Linked DNA regions of Mus musculus: region 1 is linked to region 2. A link is a loop called in an ENCODE intact Hi-C map of the cell type or tissue named here. Cell type or tissue: gastrocnemius. All regions are shown on one strand. Each heading gives the region's core, and the rest is flanking DNA. Links, peaks and the distances in the headings are about the cores only. Region 1 has its middle 64 kb from the start of Gm31546. Region 2 has its middle 22 kb from the start of Gm31546.

Evidence for each region. Hi-C counts contacts between places; a loop is a spot of excess contacts. Peaks named below come from ENCODE experiments on the same cell type or tissue, not always from the same donor. Only the 100,000 strongest peaks of a DNase experiment are listed, where the experiment ranks them.
Region 1: a loop joins it to region 2, with 2.2 times the contacts of the local background. A loop is called at or near these places in 15 of 42 quality-filtered maps.

Annotation. Positions count from the first base shown.
Region 1 is chr8:126,652,236-126,667,969 of GRCm38, reverse strand. No RefSeq gene overlaps it. Among named protein-coding and RNA genes, the nearest start is that of Gm31546, 64 kb to the right of the region's middle. RefSeq lists an enhancer at 214-2,549. In gastrocnemius, for the core only: no CTCF peak of the experiment used is centred there; DNase peaks (open chromatin) are centred at 6,403, 6,668, 7,006 and 7,398; H3K4me3 peaks cover 1,090 bases; H3K27ac peaks cover 2,500 bases.
Region 2 is chr8:126,609,952-126,625,685 of GRCm38, reverse strand. No RefSeq gene overlaps it. Among named protein-coding and RNA genes, the nearest start is that of Gm31546, 22 kb to the right of the region's middle. In gastrocnemius, for the core only: a CTCF peak has its summit at 9,731; no DNase peak of the experiment used is centred there; H3K4me3 peaks cover 464 bases; H3K27ac peaks cover 2,500 bases.

The DNA.
Region 1 (15,734 bases), core at 6,176-8,675, 44 kb before region 2:
AGGCCTGGAATAAAAGCAGCATGGAACAGGCCCAGGGACTTCTGGGATACTTTCCTGCTTGCCAACTTTTCCCTCCTGACCTTGGGCCATGTCCCTCCTGGCAGCTCTACTTCGCTCCCTGCCAAGATGCAGCTGGAGAGAGACTATGGAGGCCGTTCTCAGTGCCACAGGGCCCCGCCGAGGGTGGCAGCCACTGTGTTTTTACAGAGAGGTTTGCAGGGTTACACCAAACACTTCGACCCCTTCTTAAGTCACCCTTCCTAAGTCACCAGCGGTGGGGCCAGGAGTCAGCCTGGCAGAACTTTCTAGATTCCGAAGAGGCCTTTCTGGGAACTTTGCTAAAACCCCGAGGGTCTGAAAGCCTGGCATCCAGATCTCTACTTCTAAGCAACCTCTGCCTTAGAAACCCACGGCCAACCATGTGCCTGGAGGCTTGCCTCTGGTCGAGACCTGTCATCTCCCAGGAGATGTTCCACTTTCTAAGCAGGTGAAAAATGCTCCTAATTAAAAACATTGCAATGTACTCTTTCTTCAGAGTCCCTCCTGGCTGCCGTTCCATGTGGGAACAAGAACACACTGGCCCTTGCAGGCCCTCGGTCCTGACAAAGGCTACTCAGCTCCGGCGTACCCTGAACTACCAGGGTTGGAGGTCTGATCTCCACTAGGTTGAGTCACAGCACTAAGCACAACCCTCCCAGTGTTGGCAGGGGAAGCCATGGTGCTAAGTTTGCGTTGGTGTCCAGAGGGTACGCAGACCCCTCCTCCTGCCCTCCTGTCTCCTCTTTCATGCTCCATGGGCCTGGCTCCCTGCAGCTTTCTCAGAACCACAGACACAGGGCCAGTGGAAAGCATGACAGTCTTCCCCATTTGGTGTTACGCACTCCACCATGCCTCAGGAAGAGATGGAGAACAGAGAAACAAGGTCTGGAAGTCAGCCCCACTCCCTCCCACAAGGTGCACAGGGAGGCCTGTCTGTCTCTAGTGACAGCAGCAGCAGCAGCCGGCCACCTCTCACAGCGAGGTGTCTTCCCCCTTCCTGCAGGCCCCACTGGGTAGGTTAACTGCCTTTTCTCTCTGCTCCCGGCTGCACATCTGGATAAAGGCGTGCCTCTACTTTGGTGTGTGTGTGTGTGTGTGTGTGTGTGTGTGTGTGTGTGTGTTTAACTTTCCTTCTCACTGCCATAGTAACCGCTGCATGTTTGGCAAAGGGACGGAGGAGGGAAAAAAAGCTAAGCCCTGGGAGGAAAAAGCTCTGAGCACAGGGCTGGCAGCCCGCCAGGGTAGTCACGCTGCCGCTGAGCTGAAATGAGGCCTCTGGCTGGCAGCCAAGTGACAGAGAACAAAGCTGTCAGTTCCTAATGTTGGCGGCAAAGCTTGCTTGGCACCCTTATATGGTTTCCCATAACTCCCTGCCTTGGCCACCGTCCATTCCCTTCAGGGCAGCAAACGGGGATTAGCACTGCTTCAAGTTGTTTTTCTCCCCTTCGCTCCAACTGCTCCGGTGACATCACCCTCTGCATTCAAGTGCCAGCAGGGTGGCTTCTTTCTGTCCCGCCCCTCCACCCCAGTCCTCCATGGCTCTCTCTCCCTTTCCCTCTTCCTCTCTCTCTCTCCCCCTACACACACACACACACACACACACACACACACACACACACACACTTCCTGTAGCCTCCCTCTTCCCTCCCTCCCTTTTTTTCCTTTAAATGTAGTGTTTTAGGTCATTCCTCTTGTCCGGGGCTTTTTTTTTTTTCCTACTAAATTAAAAACACCCAGGCACTTGTGCATTTAGCTGAATCAAGCCAGACGCTGTATTTTATTTTTATAACTGAATTCCTGTGAGATAAAAATCTCATTTTCCTTAGTAGGCTGTAATCAGCCCTTGCAGAGATGTTCCAACTGCCCCATCTCAAAGCTTCCTTAAGCAGCTCCACAGAGAGATGAACTTGGCTCTTTTTCAGGTTTAAAGGGGCCCCAAGGCCGGTCAAAGGCTGTTTGCGACACACTCACACACGCAGACTCATGAATGCTTCCCTTGTCGTGGAAATGTTACCGAGACCGCCGGACACACAGTCAGTACACACTGACTGCTGGACACACAGTAGTACACACCGTGTCCCTCCCCTTTCCAGAAGGAGAATAGGTGAGCGAGTAAAGCAGCTTCCGAAAAGACTGGTTTCAACTAGCAAGTGCCAGGCAGTGTTATGCAACTCACGGCTAGGTTCGTGAAAGAAATGGAGGTTTGCCGACTGCACAAATGGTCCCCCCCCCTTCTCCCCGCCCCGCTCTGATTCATGAACTAGTTTTCTGATTCATGAATCACTCGGGAGCCAGCAGGAGAAAAAATGAATCCTATTGATCTCATTTCAGTTGAAATGGGCTCAGCAGGCCCATTGCTGGCCGAGGATGGCTGGCCAGGGCCAGACATTCACTCCCAGCCTCCTCCTCCGTCTGTAAGCAGGTGCCTCCTATAGCACTATTAAAGAGATAGAACATAATCTTCCGCTACAATGGTCGTCAGTGGAAAGCCACTGTCCTGGTTGTTCCCTTGTTGGGAAATCTGTCAATGTCTATTGTTGGTCTTAATTTATTTCTTTTGAGATGGGAGAGGGGCACGTGGTTTGTAGCCCAGGCTAGCCCGATCCATTTGGCACCTCTTTCGAGCATCATCTTATTTTAATGTCTTTTCTGAATTCCGGTGAAGTTTATTGTTACTCTTGTGCTGGGGATGCTACAGGGCTTTGTGCACTCTCGGAAGCATTCCATCACAGAGCTATAGCCTCGGCAGACTCCTTACTTTTTATTTGGAGATAAAGTCTCATTGGGCTGTCTAGACAGGCTTTCACCTCATTCTGTTTCCCAGGCAGGCTTTGAAAACGTGCAATTCTGCCTCTGCGTAGCTGGGATAACAAGCCTGGAGACTTCTGAAGTAGAAAGTCCTGTTCTGAACCAGTAAACAAATGGCTTTCCACCCCCTCCCTACAGCCTCTTCAGCTAGGAAGGATTCTAGGTAATGCTCTGTCTTATGTAAGGGCAAGTTGGCCATGGCTGACTGTTCAACTCTATGAATGGGGGGGGGGGGGGCTGGGGGAGGATGGCAAGGGAGAGAGACTGAGATTGGATAAAGTCTGTCTTTCCTTCCAAAAAGAAATGAAGGCTTTGTCCTTGGTAGTCCAAGAAGCAGAAATTGAGCCTGAGGCCAAAGGCAGATGGAAAGACGCCCTCCCCACCTCCTTCCTCCATCCGTGAGCTACCACTTGGTGCATGCCTTGTGAAGTACCTCTTCGTCCAGCTGGTAGTATTCTGACCAGCACTTTCTTTGGCTAGTTGGTAGCACCCTGACCAGCACCTTTGTTGGCTAGTCTCCACACCTACCCTTACTCCATCCAGTCTCTGGGAAATTAAGACAGCTGGCTGGGTTAGGCACACTGGTACTCACCTGTGATACTAATCCTTAGGAGACTGAGACAGAAGGCTCGCTGTGGTTTTGACAGCAATGGACTATGTAGTGATGTAGTGAGTTCAAACCCAGCCTGAGGTACATGAGGAGCCCCTGATCCAAAAATAAATACCTATTACACACATACATTAGGTGAAATACCTAACACACATACCCCTCACATCTGCACCTGCACACACACACACACACACACACGAGAGAGAGAGAGAAAGAGAGAGAGAGAGAGAGGTATACACATACACAGACACATATACCTCAAGCAGCTGCAGCTGCACACACACACAGAGGCATATCCACACACACATCTGTACCCACATACACAGGGAGGCATATACATATCTGTACCTGCACACACAGAGAGAGGCACACACACGAGCACACACATACATATATGCTCCCACAAATCTGCACCTGCAGACACACACACACACACACACACACACAGAGAGAGAGAGAAAGATAATAAACAAACAAACAAACAAACAAGACACTTGGCCAGACACAGGCCTTTTAGAAACTGCACAAAAGCTGACATCTGAAAGAGAAAAGGACTGTGGCTTCCAGTAAGGAATTTTGGATCCAAGTGTGGAGAAATCAGCTTCCAGCCCTGGACTTGAGATGCACCTTAGCCCTGAGATGCATTTCACAAGAGTCGAAGCTTGGAGGAGGTCACCTTCCTCCTTTTTATTACACATTGCCCAGAGGAGGCCTGGGAGACAGGGAAGGAAAGCAGGCGAGTATGAATTTCAATCAGCAGTCAGTCCAAGGAGCCTCTTGCCCTCCTGAGGGCCCCGTGAAGGTGCCTTTCATCCCGACTCCTTGGGCTGGCTGAGTGTGATCAGCCACAGCAAAGGCCTGCAGGTCTCCAGGTCTCCGGTTAAAACTGCACCCAGACTTGCTGCTTAGCCTTAGAGCACACCGGGCTTGGCAGCTGGCTCATGTTTTGTATTGTTGTCTTTGATTTCACCCTCCAGGACATCCCCCAACTCCTGTGATCAACCCGAGTCCCTAGAACAGTTTTATGTAACACCCACTCGGCCAGCCCCAGCGTCTCAGAGCCTTGATTCCAGCATCTTCCATAAATCTGGCAACATATCAAAACCTCTGTTTCATAACACACTCAAAATAGGATTTTCTACTAACATGACAAGCCCAGGGCTTCTTGTAGGGGGGGCGGGAGTTTTATGAATCATTAATAGTTAAACAGAGATGTGCCCCACCTGCCTGTCTCTGGAGGATCAGGATAAAGAGGAAGATAGGAAGACTGTGGTCTACAGTCTGCTGGTTAGTGAACAAGGGACCTTCTCCAAGAATTTGCCAAATAATCTCAAACACATTGAGCATCTTACTCATGCTTTAGAAACAGAAAAAGAAAAAAATTACCTTCCTGCTGCCTCCTCCCCATTCATGGGGAGTGCGGTTTCCTTTTATTTATTGCCAGACACTGACAGTTGCAGACTTAACCCCCGACTCTCCTTTGAGGAGAGCAGCTTCCTGTAAGAAACACCTTAGATCTGGGCCCCACCAACTGCATGATTGAACTGCACTTGGGCATAGCGGATGATGGAGAGAGAGCAGAGACAGAAGAGAGGCTGCAGCTACCCTTATAAGCCCTGTACCCGCCACATCCGGCCCTGGTTTAGATTATGACTGGGAAGGGTGTATCCTCCCAAATACCATTTGCAGCCTGTTTAGGAGCCCTTCTTGAAGTTTCTTCCTCCTGGATTCCATTGTATCACACTGTCTCTGCTGGTACAGCTGTGTCTCCCTTCCCTGTCCTGACAGACAGACAGACAGACAGATAGACACACACACACACACACACACACACACACACACACACACTGTTGGTGTCCTTGTGCAGATGACCCCCAGGGCGTCACTTCACAACAGTGGAAGCCTCTGTCACTCACAATGAAGTGGGGATCTCACAGAGTTTTGGTGCACTTGATGGAGGCAGGTGAGAGGTTTCAGGCTAACAAGGCTGACCTTGGGAAGAGCCATGGAACCTGTATCTGCAAGACACCTTGAGAAGACTGAGCTCCGTGGCTCCCTCTGCAGCCACACCTCTGCAGTCCCCCTCCTCCTCCCTGAGCCTCTGTCTGGGCCACAGGGATACCCAAGGACAGAGAGCCTTTCTTTCCTTGACAGAGATGGGAATGTTGACTGCTCTGCCCTTGCCTGTCCAGCCTTCAGTGACCCTGTATGACTTCTCATATGCAATTGTCTTTCAGCCTGGATCAACCAGAATGAATGTTTCACGAACCTCTTCCTTCTCGTTGTGACATATTAATCCCCAAATCACTGACCCCGGACTTTGCAGGATAATTGCCATTCGGTTACTTCAGCCTGTGCTAGCTGTTATGTCTCCAATCTCCAAGCTGTCTGCAACACCTTCCATATAGCTACATGCCATTTTAATTGACCGGCTGTTTACCCTACCGGCTGGGATATGGTTCAAATGATAAACAAAAGCCACTTCGATCATTCCATTCTTCTGTCCGGCCAGGCCTGGGAAGGAAACCCCAGGTCTTTTGCCTCGCATGACGGCCTCACTGAGGTTCTCCAAGGAACCCGCAGTGAGAGGGGCTCCCTGCCCTGCCCCCAGGCTGGGACTGAATAGCTTTCAGATCCATTTAGTAGCTGGACACCTGGTTGCTATGGAGACAGTTGTCATAAAAAACACACCGATCTGTAGAGAGATATAAAGCTGATCCCAGAGGTACACGATCAGACACATTATCTGGAGAAATGGCTGCTGCTTATCACACTGCTCTGTTGACACAGAGCCTTCGCCTTTCAAAGCCAACCCGGGTGACCTTCTCAGAACCAGGCCAGCACTATACCTCTGTAGTTACTGTTTCATAAGGGAAAAATCAAGGGCTGCGTTCAATTGCCAGATGGCCCCCTGCCTTCCCATCCTGGGCTGAGTCAGCCGGGGAGAGATCGTTCTTCCTGGCACAATTTGCTCTTTCCTGCCTGCCATTGATCCAATGGCTCAGCAGAGAGAGAGAGAGAGAGAGAGAGAGAGAGAGAGAGAGAGAGAGAGAGAGAGAAAGGAACAAATATACCCGCCCTAACCATGCTGCAGGTCAGGGGCTCCAGTGAGTGACAGATGCCAGGGGGCACACCTTGATGCCCTGCCTGGTGTGCAGGAGCAAGAGCTGAAGGGAACAGTGGATAAAAGAGCCTCGTTCACAATTTGAGGACAAGCATGGGGACATTGCTAAACCCTCGATCTCTCCTTGATGCAGATCCTCATCTCCCCCTGGGTCGGCCTCCCCTGCAGTGAGCTGTGCCCCTCCTCCTTGGTCCTGGACTTGCCCAGGGACCACACAGCCCTAGCAGAGTAAAGGGAAGGAGCCGACTCTTGTTGCAATGTCAAAGGACAGTGGCCTTCCTCTCAAACTTTGTCTGAATTGGGGGTTAGATGAATAATGATTTGGTGTTTAGATTTCTAGCTGTGCTATTATCGGCTGAGTGGGAAAATGGCTTAAAAACAAAACAACAACAAAACCACCGGCTATAGGAGTGGTCACATGACCAGCACAGCTAAGATCGGCTTCCTGGATGACTTCCAGCAAAAGCAACTCCAGACAAAACACACAAAGCTCGGCGACACTTGAGACCTCTGTGTTCTCTCTCTCTCTCTCTCTCTCTCTCTCTCTCTCTCTCTCTCTCTCTCGCTCTCGCTCTCGCTCTCTCTCTCGCTCTCTCTCTCTCAGATGCCTGAATTTCTGAAAAAAAAATGTGATATGATCTAGTCACTGACTTGATACCTGGTCATTAATAATCCCTTGGATTTCCCAACACATCTGCCTGTCTTCCTCCTCCCCCTCCATCTCCTCCTCCTCCTCCTCCTCTTCCTCCACCACCTCCTCCTAAACTGCAGGGTATGGATTTGCCAGCCAGTGCAGAGCCAGACCAGCAGGAAGAGGTGACAAGGGCTCACAGGCACTTAACAAGCACAGGGCTGCTGAGACCCAGCAAGAGCACAGGAGACTGGTCCCTGCCCTTCCTGAACTGACTGGGTGGCTGTGAAGAGTTCTGTTCTTAAGGCTGCATCTTCTTCGACATTTCCCACAAATAGGTGGGACACGGCTGTCTGGCTCTCTCATTTGCAGATTTTAAGTACCTCGGAAGACATTCCTCGCCACCCCTCTCACGCCTGCATTCCCTCGCTCCTGTCTTTCTTCCTCCTGGAATGGGATTTTCTTTTTTTCTTCTTCTTCTTTTTTAAAGTGTTTTGAGAGCTCAGATAAGGTAAAGCCCTTTGGCTTCCAGCTCCTTTTCTGTTCCCCACTGGTGTACTTTCCCTTGGTTCAAGCTCATGCCCTCCTCTGTTGCGTAAAGTATGTTTATAAAAACACACGCTCCTCCCTGGTTCCTTTGGCTGACATGACATCATCCTGTCTTTTTTCTCTCCGCCCTCATGTTTTTCCTGAAAATGTTCTCTTCTTGCTGGTATGTGTTCTCACCCCCACCCCCACCCCACCCACAAAGTTCAAGTTCAAAAAAGGGTTGCTCTTTTAATTTTCCCCTCCCTGGCTCGGCTGAAAGCACATAGAACCCTCTTTCCTTGATATTTCTTGTCCTGTTTTCTCAGACCCTGGAGTCTTGCCCTGCAATTACAGCCTCTTTCATGTTATCTTCCTCCCAAGGCAACAGCTCCTATCCTGGCAGAGGAGACAAAGGCAGGGAGGCCTTGACTCCACTTTCACGCCTTTTGTTGCAGAATGCAGGATTTCCTTATAGTTTGTTTGGGCTTTCCACCAAGCTCCTTTACCAGTCTCCGGTGCCAGATTCACAACCCTGAAGAATAAAGACCAAGTTCCTATGTGGCTGAAAACACACCATCAGGTCCAGGCCAGGTTGCTGTTGTGGGCCAATACTGGGTCCCATTAGACTGCTCTGTACTCTGTCGATAGTGTGCCAAGACAGAGGTTGGGAAAACAGGTCCAAACCAAAGGGTTTGCTGGGCCCCTTCCTTCCAGAAGGACTGTCTGGAGACCAGAGCAAGGTAGTGTCTCAAAGAGGAAAGACTTGTGATGCGGTGTAAAAATCCCCACCTTGTCTGTGTTTTAATAGCTATGTCTGATCATTTATTTCTTTGCATCAGATTCTTTGGCCTTAATTAAAAACTGCGGTGTGATTTTTTTTTAAGTTCGTTCAAAGAGAGATTTCATGTTCTTCTATTTGTACCCCACCTTTATTTTAACTTAGTGTCTCTGTGTGTATATCTCTCTGTGTGTCTGTGTGTATCTGTGTTTTTGTCTCTCTGTGTGTGACTGTGTGTCTGTGTGTGTATGTGTCTGTGTGTTTGTCTCTGTGTGTATCTATGACCGTGTCTCTGTGTGTGTGTGCCTGTGTGTCTCTGTGTGTGTGCCTGTGTCTTTCTATGTCTGTGTGTATCTTTGTGTTTGTCTTTCTGTGTATGTCTGTGACTGTGTGTGTGTTTGCCTCTATATGTGTCTGTGACTGTGTGTGTGCCTGTGTCTTTCTATGTCTGTGTGTATCTTTGTGTTTGTCTTTCTGTGTATGTCTGTGACTGTGTGTGTGTGTGTGTCTGTGTGTGTGTTTGCCTCTATATGTGTCTGTGACTGTGTGTGTGTCTCTGTGTGTGTCTGTGACTATGTGTGTGTCTATATGTGTATGTGTTTGCGTATGTGTATGCATATGTGTATGTGTGTGACTAATGCTGAAGTTCACCATTTCAGCTCAACTGGCTGACTAGCAAGCTCTAGGATTCTCCTGTCTCCTCCCCAGTGCTGGGGGCTCTGTACATGTATGTCAGAATTCAAAGTGAAGTTTTCATGCTTGAACACCATAGTAAACACTTAAACCAGTAAGCCATCTCCTAGGCTCTAAATGATATTTTTCTACCCCATCTTTAAATGGTATGTTCGGTGTGTTAGGGTATTCTTGCAAATGCCAACAGAAATCAAAGCATGGGATTTTTGTTTTGTTTGTTTTTCAAGACAGGGTTTGTTTTTGTGTAGCCCTGGCTGTCCTGGCTGACTTTGAACTCATAGAGACCCACCTAAGTGCTGGGATTAAAGGTGTGCACCAGTAATGCCTGGTCTATTTTTCATTTTATTTTTTAAGATATAATATAATTATATTATTTCCTCCTTCCCTTTTCTCCCCACAAACCCTCCCATATACTTCTCCTTGCATTCTTTCATATTTATGGCCTCTTTTTGCATTAATTATTATTGCATATATGATATATATAGTAAATTATGTTAACTATTATATTATGTATACATTATATATTATATATCATATCATGTCATCTATATGTATGTATGTATATATATACACACATATATGTGTGTGTGTCCTCAGTCTGTCTGTCATTTGTATGTATGTTTTAAGGCTGATCATTGGGTATTGGATAACCAACTGGTGTCTTCTTTCCTGGAGAAGACTTTCTCTCACTCTCAGCATTTTGCAGTTGCCTGTAGCTTGTGTAGTAGGAGTCTATCTGATCTCCACAGCAGAATCTTAAACAGGGCCTAAGGCATAAATCTACTTGCAGGACAACACTTTCCTCTTGGGCCATAGTCCTTGCTCCATTGCCCTGGAGGCCTGTGGATGCCATTGCTGCTGGGGAGGAGAGACACAGAGACCTCACATGCAGGGCAAGTGTGTAAGCATGGGGCAGGTTTGTCATAATGCCCCGGTCACGGAGCTCAGGGACGGGCTTTAGTAAAATGAGAAGTTTCCTCTCTTCAGCCATGCCAAACATAAATCCTTTTCCTTCAGCCCTTGTGACCTCCTGGTTTCTCTTTGATGTGATGCAGGCTAGCGATCTCCCACTGACATTGTTGCTGTGGTCCTCCAAGCCAAGGCCGGCTGCAGCTGGAGTGATAGGGTCTGATGACTAGAGGTGCAAGGGATTCTGGGTAAGAGGCACTTCTGAGAAGCTAGGATGCGTATTCAGACTCACTTTTTCATCTATTATTATTATTGTCATCGTTATTATTAATAATCATTAATTATTCACATTAGAGATGGAATTCTGGATAAGCAATCTGGTATTGGGTTACATCTCCTTCCATCTTTTTTACTGTTTATTTAGGGACAAGATCCCACTTAGTGGCCCAGGTTAGTCTTGAACTCACTCCTTGTTCCTAGCAAGTCTTGAAATCACAATCCTCTTACCTTGATCTCCCATGTAAGTGAGATTTCTTTCCTGTTCTGGGCTAACAGTCCTGGCCACATTAGCTCTTGTGCTCCCTTACTGGCGTCTGTATGTGAAGATCATGCTAGAGTTTGGGAATTGCGCTCTGACGTTGAGTGTTTACCTAGCAAACACATGGCCACGGATTTGGTCCCCATCACCAGAAAACAAGTCTTCAGACACTGCCCTTTAAGTCCCAGTCTCCTGAAAACACTCGGTCCTTTGCCTGAAATGACCTGTCAGCCTTGTCACTGATTAGCCTCAAGCACCTGTGGCCAGCTCTGGGTCCAAAGTAACCATCTAATGGAGACCTCCCAGGCCCGAATAAGATGGGTTTCACATCACTCTGTCAGGACTAGGGTGTCTGCTCAGCTTCATCTCCTCTGATGTACCAATCACACTGTCAGGGACCCTGCTGGACATCAGTGAAGATCGACGTCGAGGCTGTCCCACCTGCAATAGTTTATTTTGTATTCTGGTGCCTCTGCCAAGAGAGAAAGATCCCTGAGCACATGGAATTTTCTTGTTTATTTTTACACTCCTTACAGTGAATGTTTGTCTGTTACCTCAGATGCCCATGGGCAGAGGACAGGGGTCAGGTCACCTGCCCAGCACTTTCTGACAGGCACTCTTTTACCCTCCACGTACTTTCTTTGTGTTTGGCTTTCAAGACAGAGTTTTGGTGTATAGTCCTCATCATTGCTACACAGCCTAGGCTAGCCTTGAGCTCATGACAGTCTTCCTGCCTCAGCCTCTGGAATCCTAAATGACAGGTGAGCCCTGCCACCCCTGGCTTCACTGTCCCCACTCACCCACTTCTTGCTCATGCTGAGCCCCAGGAAGTCTGGCTTTCTCTCTTTCATCATAACTGGTCAGAGGACCATGGCCCTCACCAACCTCCTAAACATCACTGACCCAGTTGTGGGTTTGTTGTTGCCGTTGTTGTTGGTTAGGTTTGGCTCGGTTTGATTTGGCTCAGCTTGGTTTTTCCAGACAGGGTTTCTCTGTGTAGCGCTTGCTGGCTGTTGCAGAACTTGCTCTGTAGACCAGGCTGACCTCGAACTCAGGGATCCATCAGCCTCTGCCTCCCAAGTGCTGGGATTAAAGGCACATGCCACCATTGCCTGGCTACAGCTTTTATTCTCTCCCACTCCCTTTCTGCTCATCCCATTGCTTTGGTCTCCTATCTCTGTTCTCAACCAGACTGTGAACTCCTCTGAGGTACAGAGTCACCTGATATCTCGTTTTAGGAGGCATGGTCTGTCACTCATCTCTTCCCAGTGATTCTGCATGCGAGTTGACATGAGAGCAGGTGACAGGCAAGGGTCTAGTGTCCTGGGGTGCTGCTCTTTGTGTCCTGTTGTGCTGTGGCCTCCTGGATCAAGAACAGACTGACTCAGCTGAATTCATCAATGACTTTTTTGCTGTTGCTTCTGAAGTTGGCTGAGAGATGAAGCTTTGAGAAGAGAAACATAGCCCTCCATGTGAATGTGATTTAAAAGAAACTCTGGTGCTGACTCTCATTTAGCAACCTGGCAGCCACTCCTTCCTTCCTTCAGAGTAGACTGGAGGCAAGAAACCAAAACCCCGAGGGAAAAAATTCCTTCTAAAGTCTTCAGTGTACATATTCTTTACAGAACATCTAGTCTTTGTGTGTTCCTCTGGGTGTGTGTGTGTCTGTGTGTGTGTTTCTGTGTGTGTGTGTGTTTGTGTGTATGCACACACTGCCCCATGCCCGTGTGCACACACAGAAGACAAGAGGAAGATATCAGATTTACTGCTCTTTACTCTCCACTGTTTCCAAGACACACAGTCTCCTACTGAACTGAGAGCCTTGACTGCCCCTGATCCTCCTGTCTTTGTTCTCCACAGAGCTGGGGTTGCAAGCACGCCCCACGAAGCCTGACGTTTTACTTCAGTGGTAGAGATTCAAACTTAGGGCCTCAGATGTGTAGGATGATGACTTACACACAGACCTCTCTCCCCAGCACTCTACTCTGTATTTTAGGGGCCCATGTTCAGCCAGATACACATCTCTCCCTGCATGCTTGCTGTGGCACTCCGTCATGGTGGGGTTGTTGTTGCTAGCTTACTCCCTATTCCTCGTCAGAAGACTTCCAGTACTCAGTTTATGCTTTCTCTATGGTCTTCCAGCCATTTGCACACACACACATGTGTGTGTGTGTGTGTACACTTGTGTGCATGTGTGTGAGTGTGTATGAGTATGATACTGGGGATTGAATTTAGTGTGTCATGGGTGCTAGTAAAATGCTATACCACTGAGCTGTCTCCATCACAGACTGACAGGTTGCACGCAGGTCACAGCTTATTTCTAAAATCTGAGCTTTTGTGTCATTCAATTGTGCTGTTCTGTGTGGCCATAGTAAATAAGGACTCAATATCCCTTGCTTTTCTCATTTCTGGGGCAAAAGATCCTACAGAAGCAACCGAGAAGGGTGTGTGGGTCTCAGAGCCTCAGGGGTCTCGCCCATCATGGCTGAGGTGTAATAATAAGGAGACGTGGTGCCTGGTGTTGGGGCTTGTGGTGCAGCCTCTCACACGCAGGCAGAAATGAAAGCAAAGAACACAAGTGTAGGAACCAGAGCATGGCTCTAATCCTCAAGGCCTTTCCTTAATAATGCCATGCCCCAAAGACTTCACAGCCTCCCTCCCTGGCAGCACCACCAGCTGCAGATGGAGTGTTCAAATGAGCTCGGGGAACACATTGCACTGTCAGACCATGGGAGCACCTGTGCGTACTGCAGCAGTGTCTCCAATATCTCTTGTTCTCAGGCGCAGCCCAGCACTGGTCTTCCTGCTCTGCATATTGATGTGCGTTTGAACCTGAGACACATGGCCCCACAGAGACACTTTCTAAATGGGACACCGTGGCCACCTCCCTCCCTCCATGGCTCGGTCTACCCTTTCCCGATATTCTAAGAGAAATGTCTGATATATTCTCCCTAGTTTGCAAAGACTTCCCCATGCATTTTTAATGCAGCCGTGATTTCCATCATATTTTACCCTTGGTTCGTCATTTTTAAGTGCAGCATTGTGGATCTTGAGAGTCGTAAGAAACGAGGGTCGGAGGGGGCTGCGTGGGGAGGGGGACGGCAAGGAAGATTGCTGTCGACGAGAGGTGTAGCTGTAAATCCTGAAGTCAAATTATCTTTGTGAACTAAATGGTACCTGAATTTTATTCAAGTGAAAATCTGGCCAATTGACTGTGATTTAGAGGGATCACGTTCCCCATACTTCAAATGCACGGAAATGGGCCCCCGCCACCCCTTTCTCAATAATCCCGGAGGGAACGTATGCAAATCAGAATTGTATTGTTTAGTCTGAAGCTATGAAGGCTGACAGAGAAATTGGACTGCAAGCACATCAAATGTTGTGTTGAAGATTATGAACCGCTATTTGCTATTCAATAGGACACAGAATTAAGATGGACTTACAGCATTTACGGCAGATCAAATAACAGGAGCGTAAAAAATCCTTAAGTGGATTTTGAAGTGCGTGTGCATCACGCGTGTGCATGCACGGGAAGGTCAGAGGTCAACATCTGGTGTTTTTCCTCAGGAATCATCTCTTTGGGGATCGGCTCTCTCACTGGGGTGTGTGTAACCTGGCTAGCTAGCAAACCTCCAAGGCTACGCTTAGCTCCACCTCTCTAGAGCTGAGATGGTGAACACAGATCACTTCACACATATTTTACCTCCTAACTGTGGGAACAGCCCATCCTGGTTACTTCTGAGGCCTTGATTTGGTCTCTGGTAAGCTAGACTGTGGCATGTGGCATATGGTGGCCCCTGAGCAACACAATGAGAATCTGCTCCACGGCCCTTGCCATGCTGAAACTCTTATGAGCTCCACTAAGTCTGAGAACTCCTTTCCAGACTCCACAGTCCTCTGAGACACAGGAGTTCTGTGCAGTCAGTCCTCTGGCTTCGATGCTACATTACAACCATTCTCAACTCTGACCGCAGTAGAATCACACAGAGAGAATTCCACGGGGCCTGATCTACCCCACTCCCATCAGATCAAGTTCTCTGGAGAGCAGACCTGCAATGGTAGCTTTACAAAGCTCACTACATGGACCAGAGAGAAGGCTCTGTGGTTAAGAGCTCATACTGTTCTTTCAGAGGACCTGGGTTTGTTTCCCAGCACCCAAACTAGGGAGGCTCACAACTGCCTGGAACTCCAGCTTCAGGGATATCCAAAATTCTCTTCTGACCTCTGTGGATGTGCACATGCCCACACACAGACAGATGCATAAATATAATTAAAGAATATAAATAAATATAATTAAAACTAAAAATAAATAAATCCTTTAAAAATTCAGCTGGTCAGGTGTGTGTGTGTGTGTGTGTGTGTATGCGCGCACATGTATTGGGGTCATATGCATACAGTGAATGTGTCTGAAAATGCATATGGTGGCCAGAGGTCAACTTTAGGTGATGTCCTTTAGGAGATATCCACTTTATTTTTAAGACAGGGTCTCTCATTAATATCTGGGGCTAATGGAGTAGACCAGGTTGGCTGGCCAGCAAGTCCTAGTGAGCTACCTAGCACCCACTCCACAGCAATTGGAAGTGCAAAGCATACACCAATGCCCGGCCTTTTAAATGACTGCTGGAGTTCAAACTCGGGTCTTCCAAGGCAAATACTCTATCCAGTACATCTTCTTAAGCCCTCCCAGATGATTTTAACATTCAGCCTAAGTTGAGAACCTCCAGGTCAACTGTCATAATTTCAAGAAGAAAGAGAAGAAGAGGGGGAGGAAGAGGAGGAAACCCCAATGTTTGAGCAAGCTTTTGAGACACTGAGCAGTCCTCCTCCACACAACTCAGTGTACACTTTCCTGAGGGGTCGTTACCAGTCACTGAAAGACTGTCTCCCTAATGGATAGAGAGATAATTCAGTGGTAAAGAGTACTTCCTGCTCTTACGAAGAACCCAGTCTCAGTTACCAGGTCAGGTGATTCACCACTTCCCTTCCGCATCAAGAGATCTGATGCCTCTGGCCTCTAGAGACACCGTGCTTATGTGCACCTATCCATACATGTAATTAAGCATAATAAAAATAAAC
Region 2 (15,734 bases), core at 8,276-10,775:
AGGGAAAGACAGCTCTTTAATCATAAGCTGCCAAGCAGTTTACTAAGCATAAGGGGCTGGGAAGAAGCTGAAGAGACATGGAGGGCATCTCTACACTCAGGGTTCTATTGGATCATAGAATGAAGTGTGCAGACTTGGGTGTCTACTAGGAAAACGGATGCAGATGGGGGTATGTAGAAGGACTGCTGGAAAAGAGGCAGGAAGACAGGGAGGCTATCACACACACACACACACACACACACATATGTGAGCACATACACACTCAAGAGCACACATGCACACACGGTTTATGTAAAAGCAAGAACAGAACTCTCACTTTGTGTCACTCTAAAGTTAAGCCTCAATCTACTTCAAATCAATTCACTACGTCAGAAGGTTTCCAGGAATGAAACTTGATAAAAGGCAAGGACTCACCGTGGGTGACAATAATTAGATTTGTATTCAACAAGTACAAAAGAACAGTTGCATGCATGGCAAAAAGCTGCCTGATCCAGATGTGTCAGGAAGCTCATCTGAAGTTTAGGTCTCAGCGTCTATTCTGAAATGTGAGGCTAGGTTGTGAACTTTAGAAGCAAAGCTAAATTATGAAATTAGTCATATGTTCAGAAAGCAGTGGATCAGTCCTGTTAGAGGTCCTGGGATCCATCTTTCTCATGAGCATCATCTTGTAAACAGATAAAGATCAACTTCTTGGCTTATAAAAGAAAAGTCTTATAATCACCATGTATTTATTCTGCATTGGCAAGCAGTAGAGTTGAGCAATCTTTTTATAGTCACACTAGTAAGAATAAAGTAATTTTGAAAATAGAGTTAAAGCAGGTTTAGTTCCAGCTTAAGGGATTGATAAATAACTTGTGATCATTCCAAAGAGAGTTTGTGACCAGTAAGCTTTGTTCTAGTTTTGTCAAATTTAAATTTTACAATGTGGGATTTTTATCCTTCACTCATTAGATATAACTTAGGTATCAATAACTGGATGTTGACTAATGACTAGGAACTTCAGTGTAAACACACAGTGCTGAATTCAAGGAAAAACCAGCACATGGCCTTTATTAATGTGGGTAATCACTTACCAAATCTTGAGAGATGGTGGCACTGACTCTACCATCCCTCTGCATGTCAGCTCAGCTCATAGATAGCCCTTGCACCTCAGAAATGGAATAAAAAAATGTTACTGAAGTGATAACCAACTGGGGAAAAGAAAAAATGAAAGAAAATAGCTCTCTCTTTCTCTCCCTCTCCTTCTCCCTCTCCCTCTCCCTCTCCCTCTCCCTCTCCCTCCTCCTCTCCCTCTCCCTCCTCCTCTCCCTCTCCCTCTCCCTCTCCCTCCTCCTCTCCCTCTCCCTCTCCCTCTCCCTCTCCCCCTCCTTCCCCTCCAACCCCCCCGCATGTGTGGGTATGTGCACACAAGTGCACACATGCGTACATCTTGGTCTTCACTGCTGTAACACAATACCCAAGACTGGCTCAATTATAAAGAACGGAAGTTAACTTATCACAGTTCTAGAGGCTACCAAATCCAGGATCAAGGTGCAGGTAGGTTTGGTTATCCATTGCTGGCTACTCTCTGCTTCCATGATACTCAGGAGATAGATACAGGAGGATAGAGTTGTTTAGGTCATCCTCAGCTAAATAACTTGTTTAAGGCCAGTTACAGGGTCAACCAGCCTAATCAAGTCTGTGATGTCCAGATTCAGTGAGAGCTGTTAAGAAGCGAATCTATCAATAAGAAATATATACCGAGGGGCCGAGGATGTGGCTCCATTGATAGACTTCTCCCCTAGCGTGCACAAAGACCCGGGTTCAGTTCCCAGTGTGGCAGAATATGCTTATAAATCCAGGAAGTAGAGGAAACAGTTCAAGGTCACCCTTGTCTGAGTAACACGGTTAAGGGCAGAGGTCAGTCAGCATTAGATAAGCCTGCCTCAAACAAAAAACAAAGCAAAACGGGATTGAGAACCACCAGCAAGGCATCATGGGGAAAAGATCTTCAGAGTAGGCAAAGCTTTGGAAAGTGTGCCAGAGATTTTTGCACACAGTGTCTAAGCGGTTTTAAGCTGTTTAAACTAGTGAATGGTAGAGTCCTGGAAGCCTGATGTCACTGATGTAAAAATATTAATCAGGATTGAGGTTGATGAAAGGGGTGTAGACATCATTTGCAAACTTGGAAAGATGTATAAGGAAAGGGAGAATATGGACAATGGTGATTAGAAGAGGGAATGGAAGATAAGGTTAGCTGGCATTGGGTGGCAGTCAGCCTTGGCTGCTGGGTCTAGAGAACCTTAAGTAGGAGATGTTTCACAGGATCTGATATTTGGCATTTGGGAAACATGTCTTATGATGGATGACAGGCAACTTTTAGAAATGAATGAATGAATGAATGAATGAATGAATGAATGAATAGAGATGTAGAGACAGTGGCTCAGCAGCTAAGAGCACTGGCTGTTCTGTCAGAGGACCAGGATTCAAATCCCAGCACCCACATGACAACACATGGCTGTCTCTAACCCCAGTTCTGGGAAATCTGACACCTTTGCATAGACACACATGCTGGAAAAACACTGGTGCACGTAAAGTAAAAATAAATAAAATCATTAAAAAATTTAAAGTATATTTTAAAAACACAAACAAACAACAACAAAACCCAAATAAATACAGGCCACTAAAATCCAGATGCAGAGAACTAATTCCCATGGTAACTAAGGGGTACTTAGTTACTTAGTTACTTAGCTAGCTAGTTACTATGTACTTAGGCACTTTCCAAGTAGATGCTTATTAATAGCTCACCTTAAGTCCCTATCACATGAGAAGAAATTACATGGAAGATGTGCTGGTCAGCTTTAACTGTCAACATGACACATGGTAGAATCAGCTGAAAAGAGTCTCAATGAGCTGTCTACACTAGCCTGTGGGCATTTCTGTGAGGACTATCTTAATTAAGTTAATAATGTGGGAAAACTGAGTCCACTGTGGGTCCTGAACTATGTATCAGTAGAGAAATCAAGCTGAATACAAGGGAGCCAGCATGCTCACAGCGAGTTCTCTTGGCTCCTCACTGCAGGTGTGATGTGACCCGAGCCCAGCCTACATGTTTTAAGTTCCTGTCTTGACTCCCCTGCTCCAACAGACTGCGACCCAAACACAGTAAGCGAAAATAATGCTCATCTTCCATTAAACTGCTTTTAGTCGGAATATTTTACCACGAAAACTAGAACTAGACAGTGCTCTAGTCAGCCAGAGCCGCTCTAGCAAGATGCAGCAGTCTGGTTTGATGGAACAATATAAATTTATTTCTCACAGTTAAGACAGGCAGCCTCTAACACAGGTGTCAGAAAGTTTTGTGTCCCCTGAGGCCCCTTGACTCAACGTCTCCCACCGTGGCCTCATCTGATCTTTTTCTCTGTGAGCCTGTGAAGTGCACAGTCCCCCAAGTTCTGTCCTCTCACAGGAACATGGTTCTGGGACTGGGGAGATGGCTCACTTAGTGAAGTGTATGCTACACAAGCACAAGGACCTGAGCCCATCACTAGCACCCACATAAACAGCTCCATGTGGCAGCAGGCATCTGTAGTCCCAGCACCAGGAAGACAGAGGTTGGAAGATCCTTGGGGCTCTTTGTCCAGACAGACTCACTGACTCAGTGACAGACACTATCTCAGAAAATAAGGTGAAAAGAGATTGAGGAAGACACATGATGTCAACCTCCCACCTCCACACACATGTACACACATGTACAAGCACATGCACATAAAAACAAAAGAACACTGTAGGGTAAGCACAGGTCAACTGTATTAACTCTGTTAACCTCAGTGACCTAGTACAATCTCTACTGACAAATAGGATCTCACTCTGAGGTGTCTTGAGGTTAGGACTTCAACAAATGAATTGGGTATTGTCAGGGGAAACAATTCAGCTAATAGAAGATGGTCTTAGGAAATTCCAAGGCTAACATGATTGTCCTAGAAGGAAGTACAAGTGTCATCCGCAAACGAGACTCTGTGGTCAAGTCCAGCTTCCCGCCCGTGTGGATGTGCCTCTGCTTGCTTAAAGGTGTGTGTGTGTGTGTGTGTGTGTGTGTGTGTGTGTGTGTGTGTGTGTGTGTAAGCAAGGACATGTAGGCCAGAGGTTGCCACTGAATATCTTCCTGTATTATTCTCTATTTTGTTTACTGGATGCTCAAACAGGAGCAAACCCAGTTTGGCTATGGCAGGCCAATGAACTCCAGGGACCTGTCTGTCTTCACCTTCGCCCTGTCCCCTATGTTTTGGGGTTACAGGAGTGCACAGCTATGTCCGCCTCTTACAAAGAAGGGTTCTGGGATCTAACTTGGGTCCTCGTGCTTGGCAGGCAGACGTCTTAATAACCTAGTTATTGCCCCATTCATGGAGATATTTTTTATATACCCAGTTTTAGGGAAGGGACGTGAGAATTCCCTTCCCCCTCCTGTCCCTCCCCCTATCCCCTCCCCCGTCACCTACAGGATGGGAGTCTGCTAGTGCCAGGTGGTGATGAGTCGGCCTTGGGTCCTCCTTGGTTGCTTTGTGGTGAGTGGTGTCGTAGCGGCTTCATACTATGATTTAGAGGTCGCCATTGTGAAGGCAACATTTGGAGATGGCTTCAGAAAGTAGAAATTACTGTAAATAAGGTGGTATTTAGATGTTTTTTAACTTTATGAAGCTCATTATGTCATGGTCAAATGAAAACCTTGGCATTTGGGCAGGAAGCATGTGGCTGGTGGGGTGGGTGGATGCTCGGTCTGCCTGCTGACCTAAGGCAAAGTCACTCAGCAGTCTCCAGCCAACTATAAAAAAGCAGGTTCTCATGCCAGGCTTTGATGGCCCCTTCCTCCCTGAAGCTCCCTGCCTCCCACTTCCTTGGCTGCTGGTGGGGCAAAGAGAGGAGTAACATCGAATGAGGGAAGGAGGAGTCTTCTAGGCCTGGGGACAACTGATGGTGTGTTGTGGGGTGTGTGTGTGTTTGTGTACATGTGGTATGTGTGTGTCTCTGTGTGTTTGTGAATATGGTGTGTGTATGTGTGTCTGTGTGTGCCTGTGTGTGTGTGCATGCAGTATATATGTGTGTCTCTGTGTGTATGTCTGTGCATGTGGCATGTGTCTATGTGTGTGCCTGTGTATATGTGTATATGTGCATGTGGTATGTATGTGTGCGTGCATATCATATGTGTGTGTGTATCCTTGTGTATATATGTGTCTCTGTGTGTGCCTGTGTATATGTCTGTGTATGTACATGTATAGTGTGTGTCTGTATGTGTGCCTGTGTGTCTGTGTGTATGCATTCATGTGTAGTGTGTGTGTCTGTGTGTTTCTGTATGTATACATGTGATATGTATGTATGTGTAGTGTGTATGTGTGTATAGTGGAGGGGTCTGCGTATGTGTATGCCTGTGTATGTATATACTATGTGAGAGATCTATATGTGTGTGTGTGTGTGTGTGTGTGTGTGTGTGTGTGTGTGTGTAGTTGGTGTATGTGTGTGCCTGTGTGTGTATATATCATGTGGGAGGTCTATGTGTGTATGTGTGTGTGTGTATGTGTGTGTGCATGTGTAGTGTGTGGGAGGTCTTTGTGTGTCCTGTATGCATATGTGTGGTGTGTGCATGTGAGTGTGTGAATATGCACATGTATGTGGAGGCCAGAGGACAACCTTGGACACTCTTCTTCAGACACTGTAGCACATTACACATTTTGGGGTTTCTTGAGACAGGGTATCTCTCAGTTGCCAAGTAGGTAAGGCCAGCTGTCCAGGGGCCCCCAGGACTCTGCCTGTCTCTGCCTCCCCAGAGCTGGGATTGCACATTTGTGCCACCACACTTGGATCCTCACGCTTGGGCAGTAAGTAGTTACTCAATGAGCTATGTCCCCAGCACGGGCAATGGTTCTAGTTAGATGAGGTCAGCAGAATGCACTGTCATTCCTGAGAGGCCCTGAGTCCTGAGGAGTCAAAGGAACCCTCTGATGTCATTAAGGCTTGGCTGAGTTGTGGAGTAAAGGCCCAAAGTTCTGGGTGCGGCTCGCAAGAGCCAGAAGAGTTCCTGGAGGCGGAGCTTTATGTCTGTCCTCAAAACCAACCCACAAAAAGTTCAGAGTCCTCCAGGCATCATCTACACTCAAGCTCAAAGAGCTGTGAACATTGTGTATGTCTCAGCAGTAAACACCCCCTCCCTCGATATCATGTGACAAACAGAACGGGCCAGAGAGAGACAGGAATGCTGGTTGGGAAATGGCGCTTCCGGTCTGCCTGCCCAACTACAGCACAGGTGCCACACCTGATGTTGAACAGGCAAGGCATCCACTCTGTATAGGATGATAGCAGCTACCTCCTGGGGGGGAGGTGCCAGGAGGAATCTACCAACGTGGGCCAAGAGCAGTGCAGGATATGGGACAAAGGAGGCTTGTCCAGCATCCAGTGAACAAAGACTCCTTTGGAATTTTCACTGAGTTGTTGAGGGAAGGAAGAAGGGAAGAAGAGGACAGACAGACAAACAGACAGACAGACATTGTATACACCTCTTTGTTAATGACATCAAGCTTGGGAAATGTACTTGGGCTTCCTGGAGTGCTACTCAACAATCTATAATGCCAAAACACTCTCTTTTTCTGTGTGACTGGGCCTTGCTCCACAGATTACACACCACCATCACCATCATCATCATCAATCATTATCATCCTCTAAAGAGAATGTCTTTTCTTTCCCTCTTTCTGAAGCACAATGGCTTGGGGAACTGCAGGAAGTTCTGCCCAATCTGGCTTATTCTCATCCGCATCTCCTTTGCTTTGATGTGGGGTCAGTTAATCAGCAGTAGCCCAGGCCTCTAGGGAGACCAACCACCAGAAACCTTTCCTCTGCCTCAGCACTGGCCCAAGGAATTCTGGGTTCTTGTCTGCCGATGTTAAAGAGATACCCAGGGCACGCAGAGGGCCTCCTGGATTGCCAGTCTAGCAGAATTGGTGAGATCCAGGTTCAGTCAAAGGCTGTCTTGAAATATAAGCTGAGAGGCTGGAGAGACGTCTCAGAGGTTAAAAGCACTTGCTGTGCTTCCAGAAGACACCAGGTCGGTTCCCAGCAGCCATGTCAGGTGGCTTACAACTACCTGTAACTCCAGCTCCAGGCATACGTACACACAGATGTACAAATGAAAATAAAGTCTTTTTTAAAAATAGCAATAAGGTGAAGAGAGAGAAGAGGGTGTCTGACATCAACCTCTGGCCTCTGCCATGCACACATAGCTCCCCCTACCTCCATCTTGTGCTTCAAAGGCAGACCTCTCATGTCTCCCGTTATAACAATGACAACACCCTGTGAACCCTCTACCCATATCCTTTACTGCAGTTCCAACTTGGCCCCAAGTCAGGACCTCTCCAAGGGCATGCCATAGGCATGGTGCAACCTTCCTTCCCTTAGATCATGCGTTGGGTGTTCTGGCTTGCTTCTGCTGCTGTATTAAAACATCCTGACAAAGAGCAACTCAGGAGAGGGAACGGTTTATTTTATCTTACATTTTCAGGTCACCATTCATCATTGATGGAAGTCAGGGCAGGAACCCGGAGACAGGAACCATGGAGGAGTGCTGCCTGCTCTTTCACTCTTTCGTTTGCCCGCTCATTTCATTATACATCCCATGACCACCTTCCTGTCCAGGCAATGGCGTGTCCTACAGTGGGCCAGGACCTCCTGTATCAATTATTAATTCACGATAATACCCCACAGGCATTTGAACAGGCTGATATGATCTAGGGAATGCTGTGAAGGAGATTTTCCTCTCAGATGACTTGAGGCTCTGCCGATTTGGCAGTTAAAGGCTAACTAGAACAGGGGGTGTTCTGAGTACCATCTAACCGACTCACCAGATACTTGAGAGATAGTATTTGAATGCAGTTTGAACCCTCACCTGACTCCTAGACATACTGGCTTAATTATTCCTTCTGAGCTTACTTCTCTACCCTAAGCAATTGTCTTGTGTCTGAAGACCCCTTGCTCCCAGCATGCCCTCAGCCCTCCGCTTCCCAATGTGGCGAGCCACAGTTGTCCTTCTAGGCCACTCCAGTCCTATCTCTCCTCACTCTCCTCTCTCCCTAAAGACCTACCACTGCTTCAAGCTTGTCCCTTTACTGGCCCTGTGTGCCAATACCCTTGGCTGGTTAGCCTGAGGTTGGTATCCTATGCCATTGGCTGTGTAAGATGCTCCAGTTGGTGTAAGTCACTTGCTGGTGTGGAGATGGTCAGTCTGGATGGTCAGTCTGGATGCTGGTTAGTTACTAAGCTGTTGATCCATTGCCTTCACAGAATACACTTGGAGGAAGGGAGAGCCCCGTGCCAAAGCCAAGAAGTTCTATCACCTGGCCCTGTTCTGATTTCACATCAGGATACAGGTAGAAAGACCAGAGAGCCACCAATGCTCATGGAGGACCAGGACAGGTCCCCACAGACAACATCCTGTACCCTACAATAGTCTCCAGTCTGCAAAACGATCTCAGGGCAGTTGTAAGAGAACAGCAGGGTCTGCTGTATCTATAAACAAACTGCTGCTACCCACAAAAAAAGTCGGGTTTGTTTTCCCTCTTGTTGATAAATCCCAATGGCCTCTTCTGAGTTCTGTCCAAGACAGAGCACAGCTTGGAATTCAGAACCGCACACATTTCTATCCAGATCTGTCTTCCATTAGTTAATCAAACACTATCTGAGGTCATCAGAAAGATGTGGAAAATTCCTCCGAGTGAATGACTTCAACAGCAATGGCTTTTACATTATATTTTGCGTTTCGTTTTCCCCTTGATTTAGTGTCACAGGCATCTCAGAGTGACTTCCTGTGGATCTGGTTTGTGCTTTCTGGGGCCCTGGCTCCAGCCAGCAAATAAAGAATCTAGAGTAGGCTTAGCAGTGGTGCTGCATGGCTTTAATCCCAGCAAGCAGATCTCTGAGTTTGAGGCCAGCCTGGTCTACAGAGCGAGTTCTAGGACAGCCAGGGCTACACAGAGAAACCCTGTCTCAAAAAAGGGGGGAGAGAGGGGGCAGAGGGGAGGGAAGGAGGGGGGAGTGAGGGGGAAGAGAGGAAGGGGGAGGAGAGAGAGAGAGAGAGAGAGAGAGAGAGAGAGAGAGAGAAACTTCTCCAGGGAGACATGAACTTGTATTCACTCCAGATAGCTCACTGATGACACAGGGAAGAAACTGTTCTACCCTCGTCTAGTTTGGTGAACAGGGTGAGTTTAATGATGTGATAGCTGCTTCGCAATACAGCTAGTCCCCAGTTCATGCAATGTACAGCACTGGAGCTCTCTGCACAGCTAGCAGGCAGTTCCACAGAAGAGTCCCCCTTAGCATTGACTGCTTACTTAATCCCCAGGCAGGGCCACCATTATCTTTGTTTTCATTTGAGTTCTTGTAACTCTCTTGTGGGTTTCATGAGCAGTCTCTCCTCCAGGAATGCTTCTGAGGAAAGACCAACCCTCTTTTGTCTTCAGGAGACTGGGCAACCCCAAGAGTAACTTCTTGGTTTTGTTCCTTGTTTGAGACCGATGTCAATAGCAGTGTTTGGAAGCCTGAAGCGGGGACATGAGTGGGTGGTTGGGGCCCCTCCCACACACAGCTATGCAGGACGGGAAGCAGGGGCGTGAGCTCTGGGAGGACTTCCGGGTCTCTGGGCTTGCAGTGGCCCATTGTATGCAGATCTGGGTGGTTTCTCAGCCCACACCAGGCACCAGCCCCACCAGCTCCACCTTCAGCTGATACAGAACTGGGTCAGTGCCTCTGCCCAGCTAGGAGGAGCTCTGAGCTGGTTACTCATTCTTACTCATGGAGGTTCTGCAATGCCTCACCGCCAGCCCCAACCTCCGGTCTCCCACATGCATTCCGAGCCTCCCTGTCCATCTGGAGAGCAGCGAACTGAGAGGGTTGAAAGGAGATCCCAGACTTGTAAAACCAGATGCTGGCTCCTCCAGGCTGGCTCCCCCTCATCCACCAGCCAACAGTTTTTACCTTTTTAAAAAGTCACACCCCTGGGAGCAGAGCATCCACTGAACTGCTGATATGGGACAGGGTGGGGGATGGGACTGAGAAGGTGGGAGTTAAAAATCAAAGTGATAAATGGGCCAACTGTTGCATTCACACCACGGGTTGAGGCAGTTGCTGTCCCTAGGAAAACAAAGGCACTCCAGGATCTCCAGCCACCAGGGACACCCCTCATATAGGGATGACAGGCCAGCTCTTGTCTCTCCTCACCCCTGACTCTTGTCACCCTCCTCTCCAGGTTCCCCAAGATCTGCAGTACTGTATTTAGTTGCTGGGGAAAGAGAAATTGTTTCTGGCCAAGGTTGATCTACTTGACTGTGACTTTAAATGCAAAATGTCCCTCTCAGGTTTATGCAGTAGGAATGATGCTTGGGGGAAACATGGACCCTTTAAGAGCCGGGGCTTAGCTAGAGAAAGTAAGTCACTGGAGAACAGGGTCTTAACCAGTTTCTGCTTCCATGAGGAGCTATGGTGTCCTTTCCACTTCCTAGTCTGATGGTCAGGTCAGGAGCTCTAGCACAGCCTCCAGCCACCCTGAACTCTCCTGTACAGTCCCCACTGTGAAGGATGGACGTTCTCTCGCTCCAAATTGCTTTTGTCCAAGATTTTGTCAAGGCAAGAAGAAATGTAGCCAACACAGGCACATCCTTCCAAAGGGCTGCAGCCTGGAGACCAGGGGGTGTGGTCACATCAAGTGTTCAATGCTGACAACGCACAGAGCAGGGCAGTCAGAGGTGACACATGGAACCCAGCCAGTGAGATGGACAAGTGCTCACGTGTTCCCATGTCTGTTTCCCACCAGGTTTCCGGTGCTTCTCCTTCACCTCCCACTTCATACCTTCTGAGCTATGGGTGGGCTGCCTGGGGGCCAAAGGCCACAGATCCCAGGGGTATGCCTCAGATTGTCCCTGTGACCCTGTCAACTGGGGTGCAAGTCCCAGAGAGACATGGAACCGCCCCCACTTCCTCTTGAACACCTGCTGGTCTGAGGTAAAGCCTCTACTGAAGGAGTATGCTCGGTGGCCTCCAGGAAATCTACCCATATTACAGTAGGATGCAGAAGGCTGCGAGAACCCACAGACCCCTTGGGTTCTGCCCAGACAGACTGTGACCGGGATGGTGACGTAGGCTGATCAGCCTGGCCACACCCCAAATCCTGTTTGGCCTGGTTTTTGTAGGAAGGCAAGAGGTAAGGGCCTAGAGAATGAGGCAACAGCTTCCCCAGGGTGAGTTCCTGCCCAGAGCTGGTATCTGGTTTCTCAGCCAAGCATGGGTGGCTCTGGCTCTGTCTCTGATTCCGCTGACTCACAGTTTGGATTACACATTGGACATAGCTTGTCTGTTTGCCTGGACACTGACCCTTGGTCCTGGTTGCACGCTGCACATGGGCCTCTAGGTTTGTCCGGATATTGATCCTCAATCCTGGTCACACTCTAAACATTAGTCACCTACCTTGGCTGATTCTGCATGCACACTGCACACTGGCTGGCTGTTTGCCTGGATACTGATCCCTGATCCTGGTTGCACAGTATACACTGGTTTTCTATGCTTGCTTGGGACTCATCCTTGATCCTAGTTGTACTTTGTACTCTGTTATCTAAGTGTGGCTGGCTAGTCCTCCCAGAGAAAGGTCTTACTTGCAGTCACCCCAACCCTATTTTCAGAAGACACTCGGCTTTCTTGGAGTCGGACTGGGGCCTTGCTGGGCTTTCCTCTAGCCTAATTTTAATAAGCTGGCCGGATGTTTCTTTAGGTAGTAGAAACAGGCATGTTCTTGAGACTCAGGTTCACCTTCACCTTTGAAGGCAGGACATGGCAGGATGCTTGAGATCAGGGCTTGGGATAACAGGAGAACCTTGTTAACCACCGGGAAGGCTTTGCCCCACCTTGTACCCATTTCCCAGGCTGTCATGTTGCTGACAGTCATGTCCGACTCTTTCAGCATGCAGGTTACAGCTGCACGATGGTACCGATTTCTTACTCCTCACGGAGCCTGTATCTAGTGATGATTTGTGCTTTGTGAGCTAGGAAGCTGGGGGCTACCCACTCCTATTCTCACCTCTGTCTGGGGTCTCAGATGCTGGCAAGAATCACACATTCTGGGCTTGCTGGGGACTCGGCCTATCTAAGTCCCTACCCCCACCCACAGGGGAATTGTGGAAATGCCCCTGTCCCTCTTGAGAGTGAAATGTAGTCAGTAAATACCTAGGACTTCACCTGTGGGGTACCGAGAGCCGCTGTGGCAGAAGTTCTGGTTGTCAGGGGACCTGTCCATGATCACAGCATATCAGTGGGAACCCTTAAGGGAACGTGACTCACAGGCTGCTTGCTCCTGACTCCTCCCAGCTGAAGAAAGAAAGGATGGTTAGCAAACAGCAGGTGGGTGGCTGTGTGAGACAAACGTCAGGGAGAATGTTATGGGGTTGCTGGGGTCAAAGCCTGAGTCCTGGTAGCTATAAAAAAAAGTTAGCCAGGGCTACCCCTCCCCAGTTAAAGAAGTAGCAATAAAAGCAGAGAAAAGAGATTTATTTTTTGTGGCCACAGTGGGAAGAACAAAGGGGTCTAGCAACCCTCAAGTCCATCTCTGAGATCCTGGCATGAGGTTTAGGGTTAAGTAGAAAGCAAGTGAATGCGCAGAGAAGCAGATCTGGCCAAGGTGTGGCCCCGCCCATCACTGAGCTGCTGCCGCTGCCACTGCCACCACTACCACCACCACCACCACCACCTGGGCTCCAGTCTCCTGTGAGGTGGTGTGACACATGGTCAGACCTGTGTGACCCTTCCTGGGGGATTCTGGCTGGCACAAGGCCTTCTCCATCTGACAGCTTGAGATTCCCAGAGAAATTCCAGTTTCTTGGAGTCCCCAGTAGTCTGACAGCCAAAGAATAGGCTACAAGGGTCTCTTTATAAAACTGTCACAACAGAAGTCATGGGAAGATGGAGCGATGAAGCCCTGGTTGAAGAAGAACACGTGGCACTGTACAGGACAGTTGACCCAGGTGACAGTTAAGGAGCAGCCGGTGAAGGGTGATGAGTTACAAGTGCCCACAGGGAAAAGGGACACAGGACAACCAGGGTTACATCAGAGGGAACTGGACTCTCCCACACACCCTGCTATGAAGCCTGAGGTCCTTGAGGCAGAGGGTATTCCTGGAACCTTGTGGGTAGGACTCAGGCCACATGCAACCCTGAGTTTCTATTCATCCAGCCGGATTCTGCAGGAAGGATCTTCATCAAGGACAAGAGGACAAGCCCTGGGTGAAGAAAGGGCTTGGGGGGACAGCAGGCGGTGGGAGTGGAATCCAGATACAAGGGATGTCTGCCATGTTTTGGTTTTATGGGAAAATGGAGAAAGTCTTTCTCAAAAGCAGCGATTACTAAGGGTGAATAGGAGAGAAACCACAGGAAATTTTTTTTTCCCTAGGACCAAATATCTAAAAGAAAAAAGTTCCCCCAAACTAAACAAAATTAGATTGAGAAATTCCACAAGGTACCTAAGGGACCGAGTGGCTCCTGGTGCTTCCCACTGGCGCCAGCCTCAAGCCCTAACAGCCGCCTGGGGAAGGGACACTAAGTTGATGCAGAAGTCACAATTCTTTCTTGCAGAACCTTTGTTGCTGAAAGTTGGAAACGGTTTATGTGAACCTCAGTAGGAACAGCTGGTGACACCCCTCCCAACCCAACACACACACACACACACAAGAATGTGCACATACACATTCACACTTGTACACATATGCATACTCGTACACACATGCACATGGGTACACACATGCACATATACACATATATGTACATGCACATTCACACCTACACACACATACACATGTGCGTATACACACATACACACACACATACACATTCACTTGAACACATGCACACTCATTCACACATGCACACAAACACATCTGTACCTGTCTAGGCACCTCTCCTCTTCCCTACCCCCTTGGCAGGGCAGGTGGAGACCCCCAGATTCCTTGTGGTCCCCTTCACTTAAGGCCCTTGGGTGTTGGCAGCAAGCAGGATCCACAAGGTGATTTCCCCATGACACCCTGAGCTGAGTACCATTCAACATTAAAGAAACAAAGGAACCCTCTAATTAAGAGATGAAACCCTGCCTTCAAAGAATGACAGGAGGCCAGACTGCAGGAAGAGCTGCTGCCGGGGCCTGGGTGGTCTTGCTGGTGTTTGCTGCTCCGAGATTTGATTAAATGAAAGCCATGCATTTGGGGACTTTTTTTTTTAATCAAGAAACATAGGCGTCATTCAGCCCTCTGCAGCAAATTATAGGGATTTTAGGTGAATGAGAAGTCATTAGCCTCTACTGCAATCACTTCCCTCTATTAGGCACCATGTACCTCTATCTGATGGTAAAAGTTATCCCATGCCTTAAAAAATAATAATTTAAAGAAGAAAAAAATCCCTCACAACTGCTCGGCTGCAGGGTGTGGGGTCAAGTTCTGTTTACTTGGAACCCCCACTCTTCACCATCTGATCTTCGTTAACTTTTGGATCTAAATCTACTTGAGTCTTGTGCCTACCGACCCTTTAATTAGCATGGTATCTTAAATTGCTCTCGAATTGAGGTGGCTGTGGCTGGTTTCTTATCTGTGGAGGTAGAGGCCTTAGGCCTCCTGCAGGGCCCACGTGGCTGAGATTTTATCTGTCCAAGCACAACCCCTCCCTTGTCCCTGGACCTTCTGGGATTGAGCCTGGAAGGCTGTTCCAGCCACGACTACAATGGCCATCTCAGCAGGAGGCTGGGAGAGCTCCCATCCCTACCCTGGCTCTCCCAGGTTGCCAGTTGCTGCAGGGTGTGGATGAAGGAAGAAGGGCTTTAGAGTCTGAGTGCCTGGGCTGGCTACCAGTTCCTGCATCTCCAGGTTGGGCTGCTGAGGCACCCCACAGAGCTGATGAAAATCCTGGGCCTGCAGAGTCACTAATAGCAGTATCTTTGGTAGGGAAACCATTAGTCTCTGTCTAGGTCAAAGGTTAAAACAACCGTGCTCAGGGAACCTGGACCAGCCCATTGAAAACAGTGAAGGTAATGCTGGTTGCCCCCCCGAGGCAGGAAGACATGAGTCCAAGGCTGGTCTGGAGAACTTAGAAAGGTCCGTGGAGGTGCTGTCGGGAGGGGGGGCCGGACCTTGCAGGACACTGGTGATGTGTTCTTGAAAAGGAAAAGCCCTAGAGTCATCTAGGAGGCAAACCTCTGTGCCTCTCTGTGAGCAACCATACTCATGAACCACGACTCGCTGTGACCAGCCGCCTTGTGCTCCGAACATAGCGCCTTCCTCTCCATGAGAGACTGGGGCGAAGGGGGGAGGGAGGGGAGAAACGGGGACCCTTCCTTCCTTTTAAAATTGCTCTGCCCAGACATTTTGTCACAGCAGCAAGAGAAGGAAAGAACACGCTCAGTAAAAAACCTTTCCTCTTTGTAAGCTGATCCCCTCGGTCATTTCATCATAGCAAACGATTGACACTCCAGCTTTCCCTTCAGTGCTCACTGCCAAGAGAAGTGTGACGGAAGTCGGCACGTGAGCTAAAGAGTGTCACAGGTCCTGTTTGTACAGAACTTGCCACAGAGCTGGGGGTAAACATGACTCGGTTTCCACTGGTAAAAATTTAACACAAAGTAAGCTTGCTGACTGCAGAGTGTACCTTAAGATTGTTCTCTCCCTGATAGCTAATGTCAACAGGATGGGGGC